Linked DNA regions of Homo sapiens: region 2 is linked to region 1. A link is a contact called in ENCODE POLR2A ChIA-PET data. All regions are on one chromosome and are shown on one strand. The core of a region is the stretch at or near the end of the contact, and the rest is flanking DNA. Distances in the headings are between cores, read along the strand shown. Region 1 has its middle 59 kb from the start of BCL2L14. Region 2 overlaps DUSP16 (dual specificity phosphatase 16).

The links. ChIA-PET counts read pairs that join two places held with the same protein, here RNA polymerase II (POLR2A).
Region 2: POLR2A ChIA-PET joins it to region 1 with 21 read pairs in activated naive CD4-positive, alpha-beta T cell. The contact joins two enhancer-like sites. POLR2A ChIA-PET finds 5 or more read pairs at or near these places in 3 of 52 experiments (OCI-LY7, T-cell and activated naive CD4-positive, alpha-beta T cell).

What each region holds. Positions count from the first base shown.
Region 1 is chr12:12,009,053-12,014,650 of GRCh38, reverse strand. No RefSeq gene overlaps it. Among named protein-coding and RNA genes, the nearest start is that of BCL2L14, 59 kb to the left of the region's middle. RefSeq lists enhancers at 2,414-2,463, 3,024-3,173, 4,334-4,383, 3,537-4,417, 4,404-4,523 and 3 more. Within about 2 kb of position 3,127, at least 18 of the 41 ENCODE cell types and tissues checked have a DNase peak (open chromatin) inside an H3K27ac peak, as active enhancers do; they include OCI-LY7, where a contact is called at or near this core.
Region 2 is chr12:12,537,187-12,542,784 of GRCh38, reverse strand. The region is part of intron 1 of DUSP16 (dual specificity phosphatase 16); the gene reads left to right. Among named protein-coding and RNA genes, the nearest start is that of DUSP16, 23 kb to the left of the region's middle. RefSeq lists a silencer at 1,755-1,804. Within about 2 kb of position 3,129, at least 4 of the 41 ENCODE cell types and tissues checked have a DNase peak (open chromatin) inside an H3K27ac peak, as active enhancers do; they include OCI-LY7, where a contact is called at or near this core.

The DNA.
Region 1 (5,598 bases), core at 1,878-4,377:
TCATGATTTCTAGATCCTCCATACTCTTCTTGCCCTTTTGGGGGCCCCTCCAAGAGACACCTCGGTGTGGTGGATAGAACCCAAGCTTTGCCAGGGGTTTGAATCCTAGGCCTTTGGAGAAATTACTGAAACGTGCTGAGCCTCTGTTTCCCCAGATTCAAAAGGAGGATAATAATTACTTTACAGCATAATTGTCATGACTAGATGAGATGAATGTACAGTATGTCTGGCACAAAGTCATCCCTCAATAATATTATTTATATGCCACTTCTGCCACATTTGTTTCCTTTAATGTAGCTGCTAGAATCTAACACACTATTCCAGACAAGGCTTGAACCATGATGAGTACGGTGGGCCCATTTGATCTCCTAATGCAGCCTAATGTGATCTTGGCTTTGGTTGTTGTTGGGGACAGTTACACTACTGGGAGGGCAAGTTGGGTGGGTGTCAAGATACCTGGGTTCCTTTCCAGTTCATTCATTCCTTTCCCATTAAATCTTCCTCCCACTGTGTTCCGTGCAGCAGGGATGCACTGGTGGAAAAAAGACAGCAGGACTCCAGTGAGACAGCCAGGCGGTGCACAGAGTGAAGTGCAGCATACAGTGCCATGGAGGGCCAAAAACTATAAAGAAAAATGAAATGCAACACAAAATAAAGCCGGCTGAGGGATTAGAGGGTTCGGGGGAATTCTGACACTCACCAGATGGGCAGCTGTGTAGAGCAAGGGGATTGACTCAGGTCTGTGTTTTCAAACAGTGTTCACTCAGAAGAGCCCCAGGAGTTTGGGAGGGTGCCTCAGGGGTCTTCATAAGATAGCAGGGAGGGGCGAATTGGTTGGAGGCTGACTTGTTAGACCCCTTTCCCTTACTCCTAACCAGAGCAGCACCTTTAAAAAATTTCTTTTACCGGCTGGCCACGGTGGCTCATGCCTGTAATCCCAGCACTTTGGGAGGCCGAAGCAGGCGGATCACAAGGTCAGGAGCTCGAGACCAGCCAGCTGGAGACCAGCCCGGCCAACATGGTGAAACCCCGTCTCTACTAAAAATACAAAAATTGGCCAGGCATGGTGGCATGCACCTGTAATCCCAGCTACTGGGGAGACTGAGACATGAGAATCGCTTGAACCTGGGAGGCAGAAGTTGCAGTGAGCTGAGATCATGCCACTGCACTCCAGCCTGGGCGACAGAACAAGACTTCATCCCCAAAAAAAAAAAAATTCTTTTACCTACAGGGCCTCTGCATGAAATTCCACTTGATGAATGTTATTGTTTGAAAAGAGCTTGAGACTCTCTGTATTGGATAGTCCTCTACGTTCTCTTCTAGCTCAAAGACTAGGAATTGCTAGGAGTTTTTCACCCGAACTGCTGCTGAACCACATCTTCCTCATTGTGCTAGTGATGGTGCTACTACGAGTGTAGCCTTTACACTAATTGGGTGTGTATTTTTACCTTCTTAGTTTTGGTCTATCCATCTCATAAGCCAAGACAATTTTGGAACATGAATTCTAGCATTCTACATATTAGTGATACTTCCCAGCTTTGGTTTTATCTGTAAATCTGTTTTGGGTACCTTTTTAATCTTTATCCAGGAAGTTTGTAAAAACATTAGGATAGGGCCCAGGGCTGAGACCTTTGGTTCTCTAATAGGGATCATCTTCCAGGTTGATCCAACCATAATCAATAGCCTTTGAAATGTATATGTTCAAATGGCTACAGACCCATTGAAGTATAATAGCATCCACCCAATATTTCCCCCTTTCATCTCCAGACCATCTTCTTTTCTACATGTATTTAATGGCCACTATCTGTCAAGGTCTGGGATTGACCTGGGAAAACAGGGTAAATAAGACACTGGGGTTCGCAGCTGGTAGACAAGATGGAAACAGAAAGTAGTCGTCATAGCAATGTAATGAGGGCTAAGTGGCAATTTGCACCAGGAAGCAAGGGAGGCCATGCCCAGCTTTGCTGGCAGTGTCCAGGAGGTTTTCTCAGTCAGTAAGATGTTACAGATGGTGTCATTCAAAAAGGCATCCATGAGAAATGTCCAATGCCATATGAAATCCGGGTGCGACCTCTCTGGCATCCTTCTGATCTAGGTATTCAATAAACACTTCTCGAATATAATTTGAAAAAGTAGGGAGCATCTAACATGCCAGGGAGCAGATGAAATTGAGGTTGGAGAGGATGGAGGCCAGTCTTTGAGGGCAGAGACAGCGGAAGGATAGTCATAGAAGTGGAAGTGGAGAGGAGAGATCCTAGGTGGCAGGAAATCAGGTCTAGGTATAATAATAAAATGAAGTGGGAGCGAGGCAGAGTAAAGAGCAATGCATCTCTCGAATCTTTGTGTCCTGGGCACCAGGGGGGCTGATGGTGTTGGTACTCAAGGGCGCGAGGAAGGAAAAAGAAGTTTCAGTTTCAGAGGCCTACAAGAGATTTAGTGGAATGTACGTTTTCCCATGCTCTTTTCCCTTCTGATTCTGACTTTGATTTCAGATCTCCTCTAGTAACTATTGAATTGAGAGAGGATGACTTCTAGGTATGCGCCAGGTGCAGTGGGAGATCTGTGATGCGCTCCGTCCTATCTCCCCAGGGAACTCTTATACCATGCAATGCCGTCTGCAGTTCTCAGTACCCTGGCTAGATCTGTTCTCAAGTTTGGCCAGTTTCTTTTTTTTTTTAATTTTATTAAAAAAATTATCTTATGTTTATTAAATTTTTTAAAAATTATTTTCTGGTTTTTAAATCATATTTATTATTTTTTATTTCTTGGCCACCGTTCTGACATAGAACGTGCAAGTGCCTATGCAAACCATTGTATCTGTTGCGGGGGTGACCAATTCATTTCGGTTTGCCTGGGACTTTCCCAGTTTTAGAAACAAAAGTCCTCCCTCCCCCGCCCCGGCCGCCCCATGAATCCCTTCGGTCCCAGGTAAAGCAGGACTGTCAGTGATCCCAGAGGTAGGTGAGGAGCTAGGGGCACTTGGTGTGCACAGCACATCCCAACTGGCACTGGGAAGGAAATGGAATTGCTAGAACAAAGTGCAGCTCCTAAGTCTTATATGTCCAGACTGAGGGGAGTGCCTGGGAGGCCGCAGGGAGGAGCCCAGGGCAGCTGTATGTGGGGAGTTGACCTCAGGTCAGAAGCGCATGGCTGGGCTTGGAGTACAGCTGTGGGCAGGCTGCAGTCGGTCCAGTCACCTCTCCTTGGGGGCTAAGCCAGGCCTTCCCTTTTCTGAGCTCTTGATTAATTTAATGGAGCAACTGAAAGAAGAAGAGGACACAACAAAGGATTGAGCTGGGCTCTCCACCTCTCAGGAGTTTCCTGGGAGCATGTTTTCCCCCAGGAAGCCTTCTTGTCACTGGAGGACATTGATTGTTGCAGGAAGCTGAGGGAATCGAATAGTCAGGGCAACTGTCCTCTGCAAAAACCCTGGGTCAATAAAACCAAAATGACTGCAAGATATCCTGAGAGAGGTGGGCAAAGAAGGCACGTGGATGATTTTTCCTCCTGCTTTTCCCAGCGTTTCTACACACACACACACACACACACACACACACACACACACACACACACGCGCACTTGGGGACAGGTATAGGATGGTTACATTTTGTCTCTCTTCACTTCCTATATGAAGCATAAGAAAGCATTTGGTAAATCTAGTCCTAAGTGTGTTGCCCAAGTCAAATCCAGCGACCCCCTCGCAGCCCCCTCCCCAGAGGTTACATAGTTCCCACAGGGTGCAAGAAAGGGTTATTGAAAACAGCAGGTTTATTTATTTTTTTTCCATAACTTCAGCACTTCTGGTAAATCTCTGATCCAGCATCTAGTGGTTAACCACTGATACAGGAAATGACATTTAACGTTTTTATCACTCAGCCAGAAATGGAAGAACAAGGCGAGTGTGTGTTTAGGGAAGATGGATGGCTGCCCACCACCTTCGTCTTAAAGGCACCCGGCTCTTTTTCTGATTGCAGGGGCTGATAGGCAGCTCACTTCCCCTCTGCCTGCTCGCTCCACTGACGACAATGAGTGGGAATGTCAGGAGAGCAGGAACCCAGGCGTTGTCAGCTATTGATGGGGGTGAAATGGGCAGCATTTGGTTCCCCTTTTTCAGGAGCCGTTGCATGGGGGGACAGGCAGGCCGGAAATGAGTTCGGATGCTCGTGTTCAGGCACATGGAACCACAGCATCAGCCTAGGGTGTCTGAACCCGGGAGGCCACGTGGCCGGGATGAGACTGTGAACAGAGCCCCACTGCCCATTGCTAAGCTGAGGACACTCAGCAGAGACCTCATTAACCCTCCAAGACAACCAGCCAAGCAAGAGTGTTGAGCACCGCAAACCACAGCGAGAGAAATTACAGCTGCTTTCACTTGCAGTTTTCCTTAGTCACCCGGTTGTTCCCCATTTCTTGCCTTTTGGGGATGAGGGGCTTTCAGTGCAGTTACTAAGTGGATTTCTTGTAACAACGGCAACAGTTATAGATAGTCACTCACTTTGTTAAGTGGTAAGTAGTTTAGATTCATGATGTTAACCTGCTCTAGGTCTAGAGCTGGTAAGTGGTATGGCCAGCCAGGATTTGAACCGAGGTCCATCTATGGCCAAAGCCAACCCTGCCCTCCAGACATCTGATAGCAAGTGCCGCCCTAGGCCCCACTGCCCTGCCCAGCCTTTTGCTGATTAAACAATCTCTTGGCTGGGTGCGGTAGCTCACACCTGTAATCCCAGCACTCTGAAAGGCCAAGGCGGGCAGATCACTTGAGGTCAGGAGTTCAAGACTAGCCTGGCCAACATGGTGAAATCCTGTCTCTACTAAAAATACAAAAAATTAGCCAGGCATGGTGGTGTGTGCCTGTAATCCTAGCTATTTGGGAGGCTGAGGTGGGAGGAGTCCTTGAACCTGGGAGGCAGAGGTTGTAGTGAGCTGAGATGACACCACTGCACTCCAGCCTGGGTGACAGAGCAAGACTCTGTCTCAAAAAACAAACAAAACAAAACAAAACCCTTGAGGTGGGTCTGGGCATCAGAGTTTTATGTTTCTTCAAATAGTTCTAGTGGGCAGCCAGCAATGAGCACCGCTGAGCCATGCTGTGATTTCTTGAGCTCAGAGAGCCAGCCGGGTTGGCCTTTGTTGCCAGTGCCCAGGGAACAACCCTTAATGTTTGTTACACAAATGAGTCTCTGATCGCTCTACTTTGGTCTGCAGGGCAAAACCTCTACAGAGAGGGAATAGAGGAAGAGATGAGTCACACCCATTGAGAGCCTGAGGGTTCTCAGCAGATTCTAGCTGTGAGTGCCCCTGGTGAAGTGGGGTAGGTAAGATCAGGCCAGGCATTGTTGGCAGAGACATTCTCATATCCGAGAATGAGAGCCCCACATTCTCGGATAACATTTCCCTTCTCTTAGTAGGAAGTAACGTGATCCCATTTTTATGAAAAGGATCACTCAGGTGCGAAATTGTCCTCCTCCTCCCACTCTCTGCATCCTGCCTGCAGATTCTTCACCCTGCAGATGTGCCTCTGTCAGCACTAGGAGGCAGGGTGGTTCGGGGCGAGCCCTGCCTGCTCTAGGAGGCAGGAGAGTTAGGGTGGGCGCAGAG
Region 2 (5,598 bases), core at 1,880-4,379, 530 kb before region 1:
GTCCAATTGAGGATCGTGTTCTACATTTACTTGTGTCTTTAGTTTCTTTACATCTGGAGTCATGCCTTGGCCTGCCTGCCCTTTTTAAAAATGACAGTTTATTGAGATACAATTAATATACCACCAAATTTACCATTTAAAAAAAGTTGAGATATAATTTCAGTCGTAAAATTCGTCTTTGAAGGTGTGCAATGCAGTGGTTTTTGGTATATTCACAGTTGTGTAGTAATCACTACTATCTAATTCTAGGACATTTTCATCACCCCCAAAACAAACTCTGCACATTAGGTCATACACCATTTCCCACTCCTCCCAGCCCCTGGCAACTGCTGATTTACTTCCTGTCCCTATGCATTTGCCCTTTCTGGGTATTTCTTTTTTTTTTTTTTTTTTTTTCTCTTTTCTTTTTTTGAGATGAAGTTTCGCTCTTGTTGCCCAGGCTGGAGTGCAATGGCGTGATCTCGGCTCACCACAACCTCCACCTCCCAGGTTCAAGGGATTCTCCTGCCTCAGCCTCCTGAGTAGCTGGGATTACAGGCATGTGCCACCACGCCCGGGTAATTTTGTATTTGTAGTAGAGACGGGATTTCTCCATGGTCAGGCTAGTACCTAACTCCCAACCTGAGGTGATCCGCCCACCTCGGCCTCTGAAAGTGCTGGGATTACAGGTGTGAGCCACGGCACCCAGCCTTTCTGGGTATTTCATATAAATGGATTCATATAATATGTGGTCTTTGGTATCTAGTTTCTTTCCCTTAGCATAACGTTTTTGGGGTTCTCCCATATTGTAGCTGGTATCAGTATTAATTCCTTTTCATGGCTAAATAATATTCCATAGTAGGGATATACTGCATTTTGTTTATCTATTCATCAGTTGATTAATTTTTTTGGCTGTTTATAAATCTGCTGTGAACATTTTTATACAAGTTTTTGTGGGTCCATTTCCTTTCTTAAATTATTTTAGATTTGGGGTATATGTGCAGGTTTGTTACATGTGCATACATTTTCAGTGCTCTTGTATTTACATTTTAATCTGGATGTTATATCTCACTTTACAGAATTTTTTTCACAGTTATTTCTCTCTAGGGTTTGTGGTGGAACACATGTAGACAGAGAAATAGTTGTTAGGAAGACATAGACCTGGTAGTTTGTCACTCTGAAGTGGGCTGTCAGCTGAAAAGCTTGAAGACCATGGGTCTAGACAGACAGCTCATTCCAACTACAACTATCATAGATTGACCAACTCCTGAGAATTTATGCCATTTACCTACCTTACTGGGCCTTCCAATAAGATAGACTAATTTTAATAAGAGTTTCTTATTTTCCCTCCTTAACGCTTTGTGGGAGATACTGTTGGGTGGAAATAATGTCAGTGTAACCTTGTCAAGGCCTGTACCTCTTTTATTCTTCATGTTTGTATTTGTGTGGGGCAGGGGACTGTGTGTACCTGGGGTTGAAGGGAAGATGAATTGTCTTCCCCTCTGCCTTTCCCTCTAAAATCAGTGCCACAGTGAGAATCAGCAAGTGGCCAGGTGCGGTGGCTCACGCCCATAATCCCAGGACTTTGGGAGACTGAGGTGAGTCAATTGCTTGAGTCCAGGAGTTTGAGACCAGTCTGGGCAACATGGTGAAACTCCAGCTCTACTAAAAATAGAGAAATTAGCCAGGCGTGATGGTGTGCACATGTAGTCCCAGTTACTCGGGAGGCTGAGCTGGGGGGATCACCTGAGCCTGGGAGGTTGAGGCTGCAGTGAGCCATGATCAGCACCACTGCACTCCAGCCTGGGCAATCAGAGTGAGACTCCTGGCTCAAAAAAAAAAAAAAAAAAAAAAAAGAAAAGAAAAGAAAAGAAAAAAAAGCAACTGTCTGCCTCCTGAAGAAAGATGAATCTGTGCTAAGTGGCCTCCTGGCAGGAAGCAACCAGCCTTTAGGGACCAGCTGACAGGAAGTTGCCTCCAGAATTAGTAGAAGTTTGCTGGCTGGTGGTGTCGCCGCTCCCTCCAAACCTCTTGACCAGGGGTTATTTGTGAATACAAAGAGATTGTGTAGCACCCTAAGGAGTTGGGGTAGGAGAGCGTCCAGAATAAATACATAGGTGGGATTGACCACCTCCTCACCTCCTCCTGTTGACTTCTAGATGTCACCACTTGAAATTTTTCTCTCCCACTCTTGCTATGTGATCTCACGGAGCCTTATAGATATCTTATGAAATTGCTTTAAAATTGTATCCTCCAAAGATTCCTTGAGCAAAAAGCCTTGCACAGTATAGATGTTCAAAAACTGTTGTGTAAGTGAAGGAAGCACAAGTTAGACCCACTGTACAAGGGAAATAGCTGAATGAGCATTTTCTAACCTAGTGTTCCTTGTATTGGATGTTAATATGTTACGAAAACTCCTGACTCTGGTTAAATACCATCTTTAAAAATTTTTTTAATTTATATTTTTATATATTTTAAGACAGGGTCTCACTCTGTGGCCCAGGCTGGAGTGCAGTGGCAATCATAGCTCACTGCAACCTCTATCTCCCGGGCTCAAGCTCCCCAGTAGCCTTGCAGCAACCTCCATCTCCCAGGCTTAGCCTCACTAGTAGCTGGGACTACGGGCCCCTGTCAGCACACCTGGCTGATGTTTTTTTTTAGTTTTTTTTTTTTTTAAAGTAGAGTCGGGGTCTCAGTATGTTGCCTAGGCTAGTCTCAAACTCCTGGTCTCATTTTCTTTTTTCTTTTTATGAGACAGAGTCTCAGTCTGTCGCCCAGGCCAGGGTGCAGTGGTGCGATCTTGGCTCACTGCAACCTCCACATCCCAAGTTCAAGTGATTCTCCTGCTTCAGCCTCCCCAGCCTCCCGAGTAGCTGGGACTATGCTACCACGCCCGGCTAATTTTTTCGTATTTTTTAGTAGAGACGGGGTTTCACCATGTTGGTCAGGCTGGTCTTGAACTCCTGACCTCAAATGGTCCACCTGCCTCGGCCTCCCAAAGTGCTGGGATTGCAGGTGTGAACCACTGTGCCCAGCCTTTTTTTTTTTTTTTTTAAATAACTGCTGGCCCAACCTTGAGAAGGGTGGTGACGTCCTTTATTTAATGTAATATAGATTGGCTGGAGGCCCGAATCTTGGTTTCCATCATCATCCTAAGTGAAGTTTTACAGGATTGGATTAGAGAGGAATTCTAAAGGGCTGTATGCCCTTGTGATGGTGATTAGCCGTTAGTAATGGGAAATTCCTGGGTGGAGATATTTATTTAACGTGCATTCATAAGCCGGTGAACACTGAACTCTATCTCTCCCAAGCTTTAACAATCTTTCCTTGACACATCTACACCTAAACATTTGTAGATTTTTAAGAAGAAAGATTGGAAACTAGATTGCTTCACCCATAAACCCTGTCTTATTAAACCCTAATTGGGCTCTGTGCCCCAGCATATCCTTGCAGTCTTCTGTTGGGTATCATAAGTGAATTGTTGTGCTCCTTTATTATTATTCAAATTATAGAGGCTGTGACATTGGAGAACTGGATCTCTTACATAATAAAATATTCAGAATTCCAGACTTTCAACATATAAAACATCGTAAGCAATAGATTAATCACAGTGTTACATGTGTCACCAGATTTCTCCTCTGCTCTCTCTTAAACTGCCTTCCAAGTGACCTGTCCCTTGTGACAGTTTTTTAGGAGAAGGTAAAGGATCCACCTCTGCTTGTTCGTGTGAAAAATACTGATGCCTGGGCCCATTCCTCAGAGATTCTGATTTATCATTCTGAGGTACATCTGGATATTTAAGAGCTCCCAGATGATTTTAATGTGTAACTAAGGTTCAGAGCTACTCTGTTAGCCAAAATGCTCCTCCATTTAATCATGTACTGAGTTGTTCCCTTTTTAGCAAATGTTAGAATTTACAATAGGTGGGAGGATTACCTGAGCATTTATTACATGCTTTATATTTTATTACATACTTTAACTGTCTTACTGTATTTTCATGGTGACCCAGGAAGTTGACAAGCATTTGCTTCGAGGGTTCCTCCCCCTTCACTAGAGTCCTGCCGAGGCTGTTGCCTCACCATTTGGTTCTCTATTTCATGCCTGGCATTTCATCTGTAACTTCATGGCAGGCTGGCATTTTGGTGAGGGCAACTCTCCACAGCCACACCCATTAAGTGTTTAAAAGGGTGCATTATTTCTCATCTTTTGAAATATTTTGCGTTCTGTGTTTTTCAGGAGCCTATTAAAATTTGCAGAATGTTTGGTAAGCTCTCTAGGGTTGTGGAAAGCACACTCCCTAGAAGCTATTTTCTGTCTTTTACCACTGATGAATAGTGTGACTTTGAATAAATATGTAACATTTTGTAAAAGGGACATTATTAACTTGCCAGAAGACATGCACTAGACTAAGTGGAAGTCCTTCTTTGGCTATGAAATTTCAGTAGTCTCTGACTTTCTTTAATGACGTGACATGACTGACTTCCCATTTCTCCTCTTACCATTATTTTCAACTCAAATCCAGCTTTTATGCCTCTATGTCCTCCAGGTAAGAGAGACTGAAAATCAGTAGGTCTTGACAACTGATTAAATGTGAACATTGAGAGAAAGACCAAAGATGTCTTTAGGATAGATGTCTTTAGCCAGGCGTGGTGGCGCACGGGGATGCATGTTTTCAAACCTGCCTGATTCTCTGAACCTCCTGGGACATTTGTTAAATATGCAAATTCACAGGTTCCACTCTAGACCCACGAATCAATCTCCAGAGGTGGGCCTGGTTGGGCATTTTTATCAAGTTTCTAAGTGATTCTTGTGATCAGGCAAAAGTGGGAAATTGTGCTATAGGAAATTGAATCTAGTTGGTGCTCGATAAATGAACATATATATATATATTCTACTAACTCATTTAATTTTTTTCCTGGAGTTTTATAGATTAGCTAAGATCCACACCCCAGAATTAGAAGAATGAACACTATTTGCAAGAGAAAAAACTGAACATTTATTATCGTGTTCTACTTAGAGGGGCTTTCAGTCTCTGATACTTAGTGATGCTTATGTGACACTTAAATATGTTGATAGCAAATGGTGATAGGTTTCTTTTGAATGTATTTCATAATCTGTCCAGTAGAGAATTAGACTGTGGAGCTTTGTGAGCATATTTTTAGGGTCTATGCCGTGGACTATGTTTTAGATGAGATGGTGAAATTAGATATTTTGGCATTTAGCCATTGAGTTTCTTAATAGACAGTTCTATGGTCTGGTTTATATTAAGTTTCATCAATAGCAAGCTTACTGTATTTGTAATGATTTTGCTTATAATTTTAATTTTGAATATGTGTTCTTTGATACTGAAGGTTACATTTGGCAAAGGAACATTGCCTGGTACTGAATCATATATAGTTATATTGCTTTGTGTAGAATACATATGAATGTCTTTTACCTTGTAGCATTGCTGTCATAGGGCTATGTAATTACATTTAAAAACTTTTTAAAAATTTGCTCACACTATAGTCACTGTTGGATGAATGTCATGATAGTGTATTAAAATTCATTTAGGTTTCACTTTGACTTCCACATCTTTTTTTCATGACATGACATGAGTTACGTCTTATTAAAAATATA